Regions from separate parts of the Mus musculus genome. Here region 2 is linked to region 1. Evidence: chromatin loops called from intact Hi-C (ENCODE). Cell type or tissue: heart. All regions are shown on one strand.

What was found. A loop is a pair of places that touch in the nucleus more often than their neighbours do. Peaks named below come from ENCODE experiments on the same cell type or tissue, not always from the same donor. Only the 100,000 strongest peaks of a DNase experiment are listed, where the experiment ranks them.
Region 2: it touches region 1 in a loop (9-fold over the local background); 9 of 42 quality-filtered maps call a loop at or near these places.

Annotation. Positions count from the first base shown.
Region 1 is chr2:69,630,948-69,638,947 of GRCm38, forward strand. No RefSeq gene overlaps it. Among named protein-coding and RNA genes, the nearest start is that of Bbs5, 12 kb to the right of the region's middle. In heart, CTCF peaks have their summits at 693 (motif pointing right), 4,203 (motif pointing right), 5,058 (motif pointing right) and 7,406 (motif pointing left); no DNase peak of the experiment used is centred here; H3K4me3 peaks cover 611 bases; H3K27ac peaks cover 642 bases; H3K27me3 peaks cover 254 bases.
Region 2 is chr2:69,951,599-69,959,598 of GRCm38, forward strand. It overlaps Ubr3 (ubiquitin protein ligase E3 component n-recognin 3), which reads left to right. Exons shown (of 39, transcript NM_177783.6): 14 at 1,143-1,271; 15 at 1,890-1,942; 16 at 2,045-2,178; 17 at 2,678-2,763; 18 at 4,367-4,508; 19 at 7,969-8,000. Among named protein-coding and RNA genes, the nearest start is that of Ubr3, 58 kb to the left of the region's middle. In heart, a CTCF peak has its summit at 4,247 (motif pointing left); no DNase peak of the experiment used is centred here.

The sequences.
Region 1 (8,000 bases):
AGGTCTAAAAATGGAGAGTACATGGACAACAGAAGAGAGAGAAGCTGGAAACTGGTGGAACCGGTCGGATGAAGTTTAAGTTGGTAGTGAGTAAAGATTAAAAAGTAAACAAATAGCTTGAGTTTCTGAAAGTGGAAAAACGGGATTCTAGATTCTGTCACCTAGTGAACATTAAGCTCCGAAAATAGGTGTAGTGCCAGGCCAGACATGGTGGCACATGCCTAGGGTCTCAGCACTTAGGATGCAGAAGCAGGATTTTCAAAAGTTGGAGCCCTGCCTGGCCTACATAGAGTTCCAGGCCACCCAGGGTAACGTTATGAGGCCTTATGGTGGTTTAAACAAGAGTGGCCTCCGTCAACTCAAACGTTTGGAAATTTGGTCCTCAGTTGGTGGAATTGTTTGGGAAGGATTAGGGGGTGTGGCCTTGCTGGAGGAAGTGTGTCCTGTGGTGGCAGGATTTGAGGCTTGTACCATCCCTCCTGTCCTCTCTGCCTTTTTGCAGATCCAGATGTGAGCTCTCAGCTATCCCTGCCACCACACTTTTGCTCCACCATCATGGGCTCTAACCCTCTGAAACTGTAAGTGCGATCAAATGCTTTCTTTTTTATTTAAAGATTTATTTATTTTTATTCTGTGTATAAGGATGGTTTGCCTGCATGTATGCCCAGGCATTATTTGCATGTAGTAACCCTGGAGGCCAGAAGGGGGCTTCAGATTCCCCTGGAACTAGAGTTACAGGCAGCTGTGAGCTGCTCTGTGGGGAGTTGGGGATTGAACCTGGATCCCTACAAAAGAGAGGTCAGTGCTCTTAACCACTGAGCCATCTCAGCAGCCTCAACAGTTGGTTAGTATTAAAACTTAGGAGAGAACTGGTGTTAACTTAGAACACGCTTGACCAGTTCTCTGCCAGGCTGTCTCCACCAACACATTGGAAGTCATTGGTGTGCAAGGGTAGAAAACCATGTGCCAAACTCTATCATGATAGCCTGGTACGCAAAATGAAGACATGTGAAATAGAACATCACCGTCAACATCACAAATACGGGTCATACCCAGTTTGTTTAGGGGAACAGGCCAATGATTGAAGAGTCACACCCAAGCACATTGTGATGTTGTGTTCTGAGGTAGGGCCATGTTATATAGCCCGGGCTGGCCTCGAACTCACAGCAATCTTCTTTCCCCAATTTCCCAAGGGGCCACATTGTTATCCTGATCTGTAGCAGGATGCTTGGCCTTATTCAAGTCCATATCTCCAGGGCATATACTAGACATTTAATAAAACTTAACAAATGAATAAACTTACAGGTCTTTTACATAAACCATCTTACAAGGGGTTTTTAATTATTTTTTGTGCGGGGTCTCATTATGTAGCACAAGGCTGGCCTCAAACTTGACAGCCCTCTTACCTCAGCCTCCTACCTTGCCTCCCAGACATCAAGAGATTGAAGATAGATTGGAGACAAGCACCAATGTAATTGTGCTTATGTAATGGAAAATCTATAAGACCCAGAAATAATGGACTCATGGGGCCCCAGGACTGGTGGATTCAAGACTTCGCACATCCTATGCCAATGCCCTATGACTGAACTACATCACCCACCTCATATGACATTTTTTAGCAGACAAAACTCTACAGTAAATAAACCAATGATTCCAGGAGCCAGGGACCACAGGAGGTTGACTATAGTGGTATAGGAGCAGGGAGGCTCCTGGTTGTGGTACTGGTTATGTGTCTTTTTATTATTAATTTTATTTATTTATTTGTCCATTTGTTTATTGGATTCTTGACAGGGTTTTTTTCTGTGTAGCCCTGGCTGTCCTGGAACTCACTTTGTAGACCAGGCTGGCCTCAAATTCAGATATCTGCCTGCTTCTGCCTCCCAAGTGCTGGGATTAAATGTGTGTGCCACCACCATCCAACTTACATATGTGTCTTTTACAACCACACATTTAAAAAAATGTCAACGTTAACTGGGTGTGCTAGTACATGTCTGTAATTCCAGCACCCTAGAAGTTGAGAAGGATGGCAAATTCTCAGCCAATGTGAGGTATGTAAGCCAGCCTGAGTTACATAGTGAGACTCTTTCTCAAAAATAGTCATGTTTACTGTGCGTCGATTCTTTAAAAATAAATATATGGAAAGGGAGTTGTGTAACCACCAAATGACTTAAGCAGCATTAACAGGAATCTAAAATCCACACACAATCACAAGCCTTCCACACACTAAAGTAATGAGATTTCATGTAAGGCTGTTTCTACAATGCTTACCCAGCTCACACAAAGCCCTGAATTCTACCCCAGCATCACATAAACAGGACATTGGCGAACATCCCTGCAATCCCAGCACTTGGGTGGCGGAGGCAGAAGGGTCCAAACTCCAAGGTGAGCCTCAGCTGCAGGAGACTCGATATCAAGAAAAGCAAGAACAAAAACCATAACAAAGACTGTGTCCATCACATCCGTTTTACTGGGACATTGACAAAATGAGAAGTAGCCAAGGAAGTGACCAAAAAACGGTTAGGGGATGCTAAGCCTGGGTACATTTAGCCTGGAGGGGAGAGAAATTTACACAGTAACCTATCTACTAAGTTAGGAAAGGTGCCCACTAGTTTACTGAGGCAGCCTGAGAAAAACCCCTAGCTGCAAGAAGACAGACCTCAAATCACTGAAGAAAGACTCTGGGATCATTCGAGTTGGGAATGACGTGCCTAGAGAGGCAGGGAGCTTTCTACTCCTGGGAATCACTGAGATTGTTCCAGCAGATGTTAAATAACCGCATGTCAAGATTATTGTTGGCAGGATTACTTCCTGAGTAGGAGACTGGTCTACTTAACCTCTAAGGTCTCAACCAACTCAATTCCTGTATCCTGCTTTATAAACGATGCTGTAAATCACCCTGGCCTCATGTGTGTCTCCAGCTCCCTGCGGTTCATTACCAGGCATGTTTATATACTGAGCACTTCCCAATCATCATGGACGTCAAACATAGTTCCAAAGAAGCGTCCAGGATGCTGCTTTATGCCGTCTCACCAGCCACGGGGAAGGAGAGATGCAGACAGTGAGATGGCTCAGAAGGTTATTGCTGCTCCATCTGGCAACCGGAGTTCAATCCCTGGAACCCACATAAAGGCAGAAGGAGAAAACCAACTCCACAAAGCTGTCCCTGATCTTTGCACACCCACTGTGGCACATTTGACCACACATCACCAAGCACACATTCACAGTAACAATGTATTTACTAAAATGTCTAGTGGATGAATAGAAAAAATTTACCCTGGTTAGGTGCTTGTGTTCTCTTTAATGTGTCTGTCTGTCTGTCTGTCTGTCTGTCTGTCTGTCTGTCTGTTTTAGACAGGTCTCACACAGCCCAGGTTGTCTTCAAACTCCCTGTGTGTCTGAGGATGACCTTGAATTTCGGATTCTGCTGCCTCCATGTGCTGTGCTCTGGGAGGATGATTCTAGTTCTCACTTTCTTTGTCTCTATTTCCTCTTTCATAAGGATGGCCTGAATTCAGGGTTCTCCTGCCTCCACTTCGCAGTGCTGGTACTACAGGTGTGCACACTGCACCTCAATGCTACTTTCATCTTTTAAAGTTATTATTTTAACTGAGTGAATAAACTGTATTTGAAGAAATGGCAACTACCAAAGGGGGTGGGGTGGACTATTAAAGCTAGGACAAAGTCAGTCCCTCTGCATGCCAGAATGTGTTGTGTAGTCCCTATGGGAAGCAGGTTAGCAAAGCAAGGGGTCTGTCAACTAGGTGGAGGCTCGTGCCTGTAATCTTATTACTGGGCAGGATGAGGCAGGAGAATTACAAATGGGCTATATAATGAATCCAAAGGCAGCCTGACTGGAGTGGGAGCCCATCTTTGAATGAATGAATGAGTGAATGAATGAGTGAATGAATGAATGAATGAATGAATGAATATTTAAAACCAATTTCCCTAGAATACACTAACATACATTTGCTTACAACTGCAGGATTGCTTTACTATATAAACACAGCAGAATTAATTTAGTCCCTGATCATCTGAGAAAATACAGAACAATATAATAAAGACATCTGTAAAAGAACCGGCATAGTCCTCACAAATGCTAGGTCTCCATAAACTCTCTGAATTCTATCTGAAGTCTGCTTGATGTAGTTAACAGTGATTTTTGCATTCCAGTGTATAATCAACACTCACTCCGCTTCGTAACTGCTGTCCTAAGAACTGGCCACACGGTGTCACTATTGTCCTAGAGAAAAACTTCAACGACGCTCCTCCCCCGCCACCCTTCCTGTTGTTTTTTTGTTTTGTTTTCTTTTGTTTTGTTTTTTTCCTGTGTCTTTTTTTCCCCCTTTAAAATTAGCATTTGGGGTGGCGGGGGTGGGGGAGGGGGTGTGGAGGGGGGAGGGGAGAGCCTGGAGAATTGGCGTTGAGGTTAAGAGCTCTTGTTGCTATTGCCGAGGAGCTGATTTTGATTCTCAGTATCCACACAGTGGCTCACAATCATCCAGAACTTCAAACGTGTTATAAAAATGTACATGCTGGGAAAACACTCATGCATATAAAAATGTGTGTGTGTGTGTGTGTGTTGCCCCTGTGTCAGAGGACAACTCTGTGGAGTTGGCACCTGTTTGTGAGTACTTCCCAACTTTTCAGAAGGGCTGGCTTCAAGGTAAGCACATTTTTTCGTACTTATTTTGCCAACCCACAAAGTCCTCTTAAAAGAACTAAGTCCTGCTCATGGTGTGAGAAGGAAGTGTCAAAAAGAGTGTTTCCTTAAAGTTTTGTGGGGTTTTTTGGGGGGAGGGGGAGTTTCGAGACAGGGTTTCTCTGTGTAGCCCTGGCTGTCCTGGAACTCACTCTGTAGACCAGGCTGGCCTTGAACTCAGAAATCCGCCTGCCTCTGCCTCCTGAGTGCTGGGATTAAAGGCGTGCACCACCACGCCCGGCTCCTTAAAGTTTTGAATTAATTAACCTCCCTTTAAATTTATTTTTATTTGTATGGTTATCTTTGCCTTCAGGCATGGCTGTGGACCATGTGCATGCAATGCCTGATGAGGCCACAAGAGGGCATTTGTTTCTCTAAAACTGGAGTTGACGGTTGTTAGCCACCATGTGGGTGCTTGGTGCCAAACCCTGATCCTCCGGAAGAACTCCAGTGGTCTTCCTCACTGAGCCAGCCAGTGTGCCCCCTCTCCCTTTAAAAAACTTTTGTTAAAAAAAAAAAAGTTTCTTTGTTTGTGGGGGAGAGCTTGCTCTTCTGGCTGGCATGGGGTAATTTTTAGTTGTTGGCCCTTCTACCATTTGGGTTATCTATATCAAACTTAGATTATCAGCCTTGGCAGCAAGTGTATTTCCCCAATACGATACCCCCCCCCCCCCGAATCCCCATTTTTTGTTTGTGTGTGTGTGTGTGTGTGTGTGTGTGTGTGTGTGTGTGTTTGAGACAGTTTTTGTTTGTGTAGCCCTGGCTGTCCTGGAAGCCCTGGCTTTCCTGGAACTCACTCTGGCCAGTGACCAGGCTAGCCTCAAACTCAAGAGATTCCCCTGCCTCTGCCTCCCCAATGCTGGGATTAAAGGCTATTGCCAACCTCCCAGTTATCCTTTTAATCGGCAGAAGAGCACTATATTTTTCTCCTAGGGGTTGTGTGGGTTTTTAAATAGAGATAATATTGACATAATTTGTAGCCAAGGCATAGGCACCTGTAGTCCCAGCTACTTGGAAGGACCAATTACAAGGAGGATCATTTGAGCTGAGACAGCAAGGCTAGCCTGCAATAAATACTGATGCATGTCTCTAAAAACAAACAAACAGGGTTAGCAAGATGGTTCCAAGCTGTGGTGGTTTGAATAGGTTTGGCCCCTAAGACACATGTGCTTAAATGCTTGGCCCACAGGGTGTGGCACTATTATGAGGTGTGGCCTTGTTAGAGTAGGTGTGGCCTGGTTGAAGGAAGTGTGTCGCTGTGGGGTGGGCTTCGAGATCTCCTGTATGCTCAAGCCAGGTCTAGTGTGGCATTCACTTCTGCTGCCTGTGGATCCAGGTGTAGAGCTCTCAGCTCCTTCTCCAGCGCCATGTCTGGCTTGAGGCTGCCATGTTTCCCCACCATGATGATAATGGACTAAACCTCTGAAACCATAAGCCAAGCCCCAGTGGAATGCTTTCCTTTATAAGAGTTGCCTTGGTCACAGTGTCTCTTCACAGCAATAGAACCCTATGTAAGACAAGAGCACATAAGCATTGGCTTCGCAAGCCCGACTACAAAGCAGGAGGTTGGCTGAGAACTTTCTGCTGCTGAACAGCTTCTTATAGTTACTTAGTGTGGGAAACCACATAACAGCCCTGTGTCCTGGTGCTGCTGGGAGTTATGTCTGTCTACTATTGCTAAGGGGAGCAGCACACAACCATCTTTGCATCATCTACCTGACCATGACTCTTCCTCTTGGGCTCCACGAGGTATAAGCAAAAACCCAGAAATAAGCATACAAACAGTTTTGGTTTGTTTCATGTATAATCTCATACCATAAAGGACTTCTTATTCCTTAACTTTATTTTATGTGTATGAATATTTGCTTTCATCTCTGTGCACCACGTGAATGCCTGGTGCTCTCAGAGGCTAGAAGAAGGCATCAGATCTGGAACTGGAGCTACAGATCATAGTGATGCCACTCTATGTGGTGCTGGGAATCAAACTCAGGTCCTCTGGAATAGCAGCAGTTGTAATCACTGAGCCATCTCTCCAGCCTCCTTGTTCTCACTGCTGTAAGATCTATTTATTTTATGTATGTGAGTACACTATCGCTGTCTTCAGACACACCAGAAGAGGGCATCAGATCCCTTTACAGAGGGCGTCAGATCCCTTTACAGATAGCTGTGAGCTACCATGTGGTTGCTGGGAATTGAACTCAGGACCTCTGGAAGAACAGTCAGTACTCTTAACCACTGAGCCATCTCTCCAGCCCTCTCTAACTGTTCTTGAGAAACAACCATTTCCCCCCTACCTGCAGGAACAAAAACATCAAACCTGCTCTCACTTTTACCAGTTTAGTAGAATAAAATCGAGCAAGCAGGGCTGGACAGATGGCTCAGCAAATAAGCACTTGCTGCTCTCCCAGAGGACTAAGTTCAATTCCCAGCTCCACACTGTGCTATTCACAACTGCCCAGAGTACAGTTCTGAAGTCAGATGTGATAGAAGGCTTGCTTGTGAATGATCAAGAGGCATTTTGCCGTCACAAGCTAAGGTGGAGGAGAGGCCCAAAGTGCGCAGCACAGCAGATCTGACTCTTAGAAGACAACAAGTTGGTGCTGGAGAGATGGCTCAGCGGTTAAGAGCACTGACTGCTTTTCCAAAGGTCCTGAGTTCAATTCCCAGGAACCACATGGTGGCTCACAACCATCCGTAACGAGATCTGGCGCCCTCTTCTGGAGTGTCTGAAGGCAGCTACAGTGTACTTACATATAATAAATAAATAAATCTTAAAAAAGAAAAAAAGTTTATCCCTATTTGTGTGAGGATCAGTTTGGTTTTTGGTGACCACATGTGAGACTCTTTCAGCTGCCACTAGAAATCCTGGAAGGGGTTTCATTTCTATGTGTTCTTGCCTAGCACATGGAAGGACCTGTGTTTGAGTCACAGCACACACATACCTATATACATTATACATATGTAAATGTGTACATACATACATGTGCATGTATAAAGCCATGCATATACTGTATATGGATCATGTGTATATGTGCACATGTGTGTGTGGATCTCTTTCTTTCTTTCTTTCTTTTTTTGTAAAAGTAAATCTCATATATTATATTAATTCAAGATTGAGTCCAACCTTCTGGAGTTTGCTGCACTGAGGTCAGGGAAGAAAATTTTGTTTGTTTCTGTTTTTATTTTTGTTTTTAGCTCACAGTAACCGTTACATTGATCTTCCACTGGAATGAATATTTTCTCAGTAGCCTGACTGTCTCCATGGACAAAAATGGGCTCTGGCTTCTTACTGACTGCCTTA
Region 2 (8,000 bases), 320 kb after region 1:
AAGGCTTCTAAAACATTTGGAATAGGATTTCTGGGTTAACTCATTCTCCTGTAATTTTAGTTAATGCTGGACATAAAGAATTAAATTCTAATAGAGTAAGAATGATTTCTCTAATCCGATTTTTGATAGAATTAAATTCTGATAGAGAAAGAACAATTTCTCTAGTCTGATTTTTTTAAAATTTTATTTCCACTTATTTGTAAGATGGGTTTTCTAGGTTGAATGTTGATTAGGTTGAATTAAAGACTTTGACCAATTAGACTTGCTTTATGCTCACTTCTTTTAAACATTATGTATGGTTTTTGTTTTTGGTAGGGCTGGGATTGAAGGAAAAATAGAATGAAAAGGAAGCACTGCATTTTCCAAAAAGATTTCATTGAAGTTTTTATAAATATATCCAGAAGCCATAGTGGAAAACTAGCTCCTTTATACACTTTGAAGAAGAGACCTATATGAAATATAGTCATTAGTTTGGATATTTTTTTAAACATAAACCTATATTAGTGGTACAGAGGCCAATTTGAGGTGCATAGTGGTTTTTGTCATCAGTCTAGGATCTATCTCTATCTCTCCATATTGAGGCCCTGTCCTAAAAACAAAAGCAAAAAAATGTATATTTAGCTGGGCAGTGGTGGTGCACGCCTTTAATCCCAGCATTTGGGAGGCAGAGGCAGGCAGATTTCTGAGTTTGAGTTCCAGGACAGCCAGGGTTATACAGAGAAACCCTGTTTTGAAAAACCAAACAAAAAACAAAAAAAAAAAAAAAAAAAGATTTGCCATCCAGACTCAGAGGAAGTCGGGCATATAAAACCGAGGAGAGATAACCAGCCATGTAGCAGGACATAGATGGGATAATTGAGTTACAAGCTAGTCTGGGAACAAGCCTAGATTAAGGTCTAGGCATTTGTTAAATAAAATACAAGCCTCCATCCAAGTGGATATTAAGGAACTGGGGCACTGGAAAAGCAAGAAGTTACTCAAACAAACAAACAAACAAACAAGTATATTTAAATTGAGTATCTAATGCTGAGCAGAATGCTTAGCTCATATTATGATTAAGTAAAAATATTTAAATGATTGCTTAATACAATATGATTTTATTGAATTTAGATGATATATTTTCTAATTCATCTTTTCATTAGGCTAGTCTTGCTGAAATTCACAGTAACATGTGGGTAAGAAATGGTCTGCAAATCAAAGGACAAGCCATGACCTATGTCCAGTCTCATTTCTGTAACTCCATGATTGACCCAGACATTTACTTACTACAGGTGAGCCAGCTGCTGCGCTTTGGGAGTGTCTCGGTGTGCATGGTATCTTAATTTCAGAGGTGACAGTGGGCATGGGAGACGTCAGCTCACGAGAAAGAATGTAGTACTTCTATTTCCCAGGGGAAGGGTGCTGTAGCATATGGGCCACGGCCATATGGTTTTAGTCAAATTTTAGTCAGGAAGCAGAAACAGGAGCCAGGAGAAAGCCCCGGCTAGCACCCGGCTAACACTCGTTTTGAGAGTTTCTGTAGGAAAGGCAAGAGAGAACAGAGGAAGAACTCTAAATAGTTCTGTCAGGCTTTGTGGCATAGGGGCTGTACCTCATTGTGCTATGCTCAGCCTTAGATTCATTAAGGGCTGGGGAAATGCTATAATTGTGTGGCAGTTAGGTAAAGTGGGTGGATGCTTGTGTGGGGCTTTGTTCCTAAGTAAGTTTTCTATTATTTGGAATTCACTCTCCACAGTTATTATTAATATCTTTTACTAGTCTTTGAGTCTTTCTTTTTGTGTGGCTCATGGCTTGTGGAAGTAGAAGAAGATACAGAAAAATCTAAAAGCAAGACTAATACAAAGCAAAGCTGAATGTGAGAGATAAAACTTTGCTTGTGTCTTTTAAAGGTCTGTGCTTCTAGACTTGACCCAGACTACTTTATATCATCTGTCTTTGAAAGGTAAGTGTATGCTTATTAAGACAGACAGGTAGGAAGTATATGGAATTTAACTCAGTTTTGCTTTATTTTCTAAAAATGTATTTGCGCTATCCCCTCTTGTAGATTTAAGGTGGTGGACTTACTGACCATGGCTTCACAGCACCACAACATGGTGCTCGATGTGGAGCACGAGCGGTCGATGCTAGAGGGTGCTCTCACGTTCCTCGTGATTCTTTTGAGTCTTCGTTTACACCTAGGTAATCTACTAATAAATACTGTCATTAGTACTGTTTCTTTCTCTTCCCCCCAGCCCCCTGCTAGTACCTTGTTTATTGAAAAAGAAAAAGGATGTGGATATATTTGAGTGTACTTTTGTTGTTGTTGTTTTCGAGACAGGGTTTCTCTGTGTAGCCCTGGCTGTCCTGGAACTCACTCTGTAGACCAGGCTGGCCTTGAACTCAGAAATCCTCCTGCCTCTGCCTCCCGAGTGCTGGGATTTAAGGCATGCGCCACCACTGCCCGGTGTTTGAATGTATTTTTAAAATCTTGACACGTACAACTAATAGTTTTAGGTTTAGAATAGTCTTCAGAAAATCCTTTGCTTACAGGAGCTACAGTATAAAGGCAGAGACTCTGCTGTCAATTCGCGGTTTTCACTCTTAAGACACTTCACATTTTGTAGAACATCTTAATAAAACATGTGGTGATTTCTTTATAATGTCTCTCTCCAGGTTAATTGTGTTTTTATAATTTTAGGGATGTCTGACGATGACATTCTCAGGGCAGAGATGGTGGCCCAGCTGTGTATGAACGACAGGACACATAGCTCTTTGCTTGACCTCATATCCTTTCAAAGTGTCATTTTGTGCTTGTGTTAATTACGTTTGTAGATTAAAAATATCTCAATTTAAAAGATATTTTTTTCAACTTGCAAATGTGTAGGATAAGTTGTTTGCTGAGGGATGTGTTCAGGGCAGGTTGTGTGCTTGGCCGTCTCTCACTGTCTCTCAGGAAGATTTTCTTAGACTTCAGGGTTGACCGTTCTGGACACATAGGACCTGCGCCTCTCATAGCAGCATTAGGGAGAGGAAGCTGGGCATTTTGTAAATGGGACCCCTGTCATTTTTCCTTATGTAGCGAGGCTGGAGTACATAGAGCTTAGAGTCTTTATAATTACCACTATTAGGGGTTTAAATATTCCCAAAATTTTTGTTAGACTCAGTCTTAAAGAATTTTCAAGTTTATGGATTATCCTCTACCTACTGGAGGTATGGTCCCTGAGATAGAGCTGAATATTCAGTAGTAGTTTTTTTTTTAAAAATTAAAAAAGTATTTATTTTACATGTATGGGTATTTGTATGCATGCATGTTATGTGCACCACATACATGCCTGGTCCTGGCAGAGGTTAGAAGAAGGCGTTGTAACCCCTGGAACTGGATTTGATGGTTATGAATCACTGTGTGGGTATTGGGAACCAAACTTAGGTCTTCTGCAAGAGCTGTCACTGCTTTTACCCACTGGACTATCTATCCAGCCCCGCCCCCTTAAATACATTAATTTTTTTTTTATGCAGACATTTTTGAGGTAGGATCTCGCTGTATAGCCCTGCTTGGTCTGGAACTTACAGTGTGGACCGGCCTTGAACTTGGCTTAATCCTCCTGCTTCTGCCTGCCAAATACTGCCATTATAGGCTGATCATAGTGGCAAGGTAATGAAACCTTAAAATCTTAGTGTTAGTGTATGGTGAAAATATCTAACAAAATTTAGTATGTCGGTATCATTTAGAAAATATTTGTTTTCTTAACGACTTGAAGATTTTGTAGCATCAGTTCAGTACTGCGTGGTAGCAAGCCCCAACCGCATCGCAGTGATACGGGTTAAACCCATCCTCAGCCTCCTTTGACTATTTCTTCAAACAGCTAGCAAAAACATTTTCTAAAATTTGATTTAGTTTAAGAATTACATGCCTTAATATGAACTAGGACAGAGTATTTGTGGCTTGGTGCTTTCCCTTTGTGTGAACCCACTTGTTTTTATTTGCTTTTAGAAATTTTGCTTTTAGAAAAGTAGTCTTTACTCCTACACATCTGTGCTGGGTTTTTGTATATTCTTTCTGGTTTTCTGAACAAGGGTACAGTATATTTATACAGTGATGAAAATGGACATAATGGAAATTGTTTTCCTTTCATTTAATGGAATTCGATCAATTTATTTTGGGGAAAGTATACTTAGGGCCACCTCATCATATAATTTATTTGGCTCATATATTTAAAACCACAATAAGGTTCATACTGAACTGTTATGTCACCCTCTTGTGGCCAACATTATACATTACAGCCAGTCATTTTCTATTTTGGTAAAATGAATTTGAACTGAGTAATTTGTAGACGTTGATGCTGGTGCTAGTCATTAATATTGTTTGTTTTCTTGACACATACATTATATCCCAGAAAATCCCAACCCCAAAAGTGGCATTATTCCTGGAAGTTATAGCTTTGAATCAGTTTTATCTGCTGTAGCGGACTTTAGGGCTCCCATTTTTGAACCTGGAGGCTCTATGCAACAAGGCATGTACACTCCCAAAGGTATGTCTCTATACAGAAATGTATTCTTGCCTGTAGTTTCACAAAGAAAATACTTTGTTTTTGTTCTTTGTACATTTATTTATTAGTGTGTGTGTGTAGGTGCGGGTGTGGGTGAAGCCAGAGGTCACCCTGGATCTGCCTTCGTTCCTCGGGTGTCATCACCTTGTCCTTTGCAGCAGGGTCTCTCCCTGAAACTGGAGCTTACTCAATAGGCTAACTGTGGCCAGACAGCCCCAGGGATTTGCCTGTCCACACCTCCTCAGCTCTGGAATTATATGTACAGGCCACCATGCCTTTCTTTTTTATGTGGCTCTTGGGTGGAACTTCGGTCCTTGTACTTTAAAACCAAGTCCTTCCCTGACTTTCCCCCTTTAATAGTTATCTTGTATTAATCCAGTTTTGGCATTCTTCTGCCAAATTTCTTTTCTTTCTTTCTTTCTTTTTTTTTTTTTTTTTTTTTTTGCTTTTTTCGAGACAGGGTTTCTCTGTATAGCCCTGGCTGTCATGGAACGCACTCTGTAGACCAGGCTGGCCTTGAACTCAGAAATCCGCCTGCCTTTGCCTCCCAAGTGCTAGGATTAAAGGCGTGCGCCACCATCGCCTGGCTTCTGCCAAATTTCTTATAAATTTATGTTTTTCTTAGTATTAATTCTATTTAGCAAGTAGATGCTGGTCTATGAGTTCAAGGCCAGCCCAGTCTAGCTAGTTCCAGGACAGTCAGGGCCATGTAATTAAGATAACTTGTCTCAAACAACAACAACAGAAAGTATTTATGTTACACTATGGCCTTCTTAAATTACTAAATTACAAAAACAACTTTAGAAACTCTAATTCATTTCTGTAAGTGACCACTAACCATAAATGAATCATAAATTTTAAAACAATATTATCTTTCTTAATTCAGTTAGAAAGTTCCCTCCCTCCCTCCCTCCCTCCCTCCCTCCCTCCAACCCTTCTTTCTTGCCTCCCTCCCTCCTCTCTTCCCTTCTTCCCTCCTCTCTGTCTTTGTCACTCTCTTTCTCATTTATTCATTCATTGTATTGTTTTTTCAAAGACAAGATCTTACTATGTAACCTTGGCTGTCCTGAAACTTGTGTCTACCAAACTGACCTCCCACTCAAAGAGATCTACCTACTCTGTCTCCCAAGTGCTAGGATGAATGGCATTTCCCACCACGCCCAGCCCACTGTCTAAATTTTATTCTGAGATAGTTTAAAGTCTGTTAGGATGCCAGTAGCACTTACAGCTGTGTTTAAAGACACAGAAGCCTTCTCTTGTATGGTTGCTTTTCTAAGGTTTTTCTCCTATATTTATAGATGATTTTACTGACAAGAGTGAGAAATTGGTGAGATTTTGATTGACAGAAACTTAAGTTTTTGAAGGGGTTGAATAAAATTTGTGCATGTTGCTTGGTCCTCTACCTTATTTTCTAAATGAAAGTCCAGTATGTGTTTTGAAGTTATATACTGTTTTTGGCAAAGGATAGAAGAAAAGTATTATTTCCAGTGACATTTTTAATTAGGAATAATACACTCTCTGGGTGTAATGTACACCATTAAAGAGAAAGGGGAGTACATCTGTATTATGTACAGAACAGGCTGTTCCTGAAATCTAGATGAACTTGAATGGATTGGTGTTCCTGTGTGGTGTGAGGCTTAATGAAGTACTGCAGCCTCACCAGTAGGCTTGCCCACTAGCCAGTGCCTCAGCCTCGCTGCTCTCAGCATCACCAGATTAGGTTAAGTCTGGGAACTGCTTGATAAACAAGCTCTGTAGATGGTTGCTGTGCACAGTAAAGTTCAAGGCAGACTAGGTCTGTAGTCAATAGTTTCCTGTGCTGGAAGCTAAAACAAGCATAAGCTGTGTTCTGTGTTCGTAAATGGTAAGGATTTTGCTAGAGGGAGTGAGAACAGAAAAAATACTTTAAAAATTTTATTATTTTTTTATTTTTGTGTGCATTAGTGTTGTGGCTTCATGTATGTTTGTATAAGGGTGTCAGATCTTGGAGTTACACACAGTTGTGAGTTCACATGTGGGTGCTGGGAATTGAACCCGGGTCCTTCTGGAGAGCAGTGCTCTTTAGCAGTGCTCTCTAAGCCATTTCTTCAGTCTCAGAACAAAAAATTAACCTAGGGAAAGAGATACTGGCTCTAAAATTATCCTCAGGTCATCTTTTAGTATTTTATTTTCCACTTAAAACATTTTGAAATTAAAATATAATTACTTTTCCTCTCTCCATTCCCTCTTTTTAGTCACACATGAATATATAAATACAAATTGTTTAGTCTGTTGAGTGTTACCTGTATTGTGATTTCAGAGCTGACCAATTATTTTCTGAGGCAGAATCTTACTATGTAACCCTGGCCTGGAACTTCCTATGTAGACTTCATTGGCCTCAAACCCACATAGATCTTTTGTTTCTGTCTCATGAGCCACCACATGGGACATATTTTAAAATTATTATAAGAATTTTATGAGTATTTGCCTACCATGTATATATACTTGCCATATATGTGTGCTAGATGTGTGCCACATGTATGTCAGGTCCCTTTGGAAGTCAGAAGAGGACCTCAGATCTTCTGGAACTAGAGTTATAGTAACTGAGTGAGCATCAAGTGGGTGCTGGGTATTGAACCCAGGGCTCTCTAGAGGAGCAGCCTGTGTTTTTAACTGCTGAGCAATCTTTCCAGCCCTTCAGGCCCCCTTTTAGATATCTGTTCCATCTAAGTTATCATCTGTAATATTTCATACTTAGGATTTTGCAGATTTTTTCCCAGTGGGTTAATTTTTTAAAATGTCACTTCAACCTAACATGATTATTAATGAGGTTATAAATTTTATATTTATCATATATATTAAATCTTAAAATTACATGTTGAAAATAATTGTATAAATACTAAAAGAAAATGATGTATAGAAACTTAATATTTAAAACTATCCTCTATTTAACCAATTGTATATATACAGTAATAGGATTGTAACTCATAATTGTACAGAAGGAAGGGGAATCATGATTAACTTTTAGTTGAGAAGTAGAAAGCAACCATTTATAAAGTGGCCCGGAAAATCAGCTGACTAGTACATTTTAAATTTAGGTTTTGTAATTTTACAATTGAATCATTTTAAAGGTACTCTTTTTCTTTCTAATATGTACCCTACTTACCAAGAAAATAAGAAAAAAATATCTTTAAACCCAATAGCAATGATCTAAACTTTATAGTGAGGCATTGTTTTCTGTTATGAAACTTTTGTTTGTGGAGGCTTGAAGAACCTAAGAGAACATTTTCTTTTTTTAACTGAGTAAAAGTGACCACAGCATCCAGGTCTTTCTAAGGCAAATTGAATAAGTTTAACTTCCAATTTTTTAATTTAAATGTTCTCAATAGTACAACAAATAATTTAAGATTGGTTTTATTCCTAAGAAGACAGATTTCTATTTCTGCTTTCTTTTGTCTGATAGCTGAAGTCTGGGATCAGGAGTTTGATCCTGTC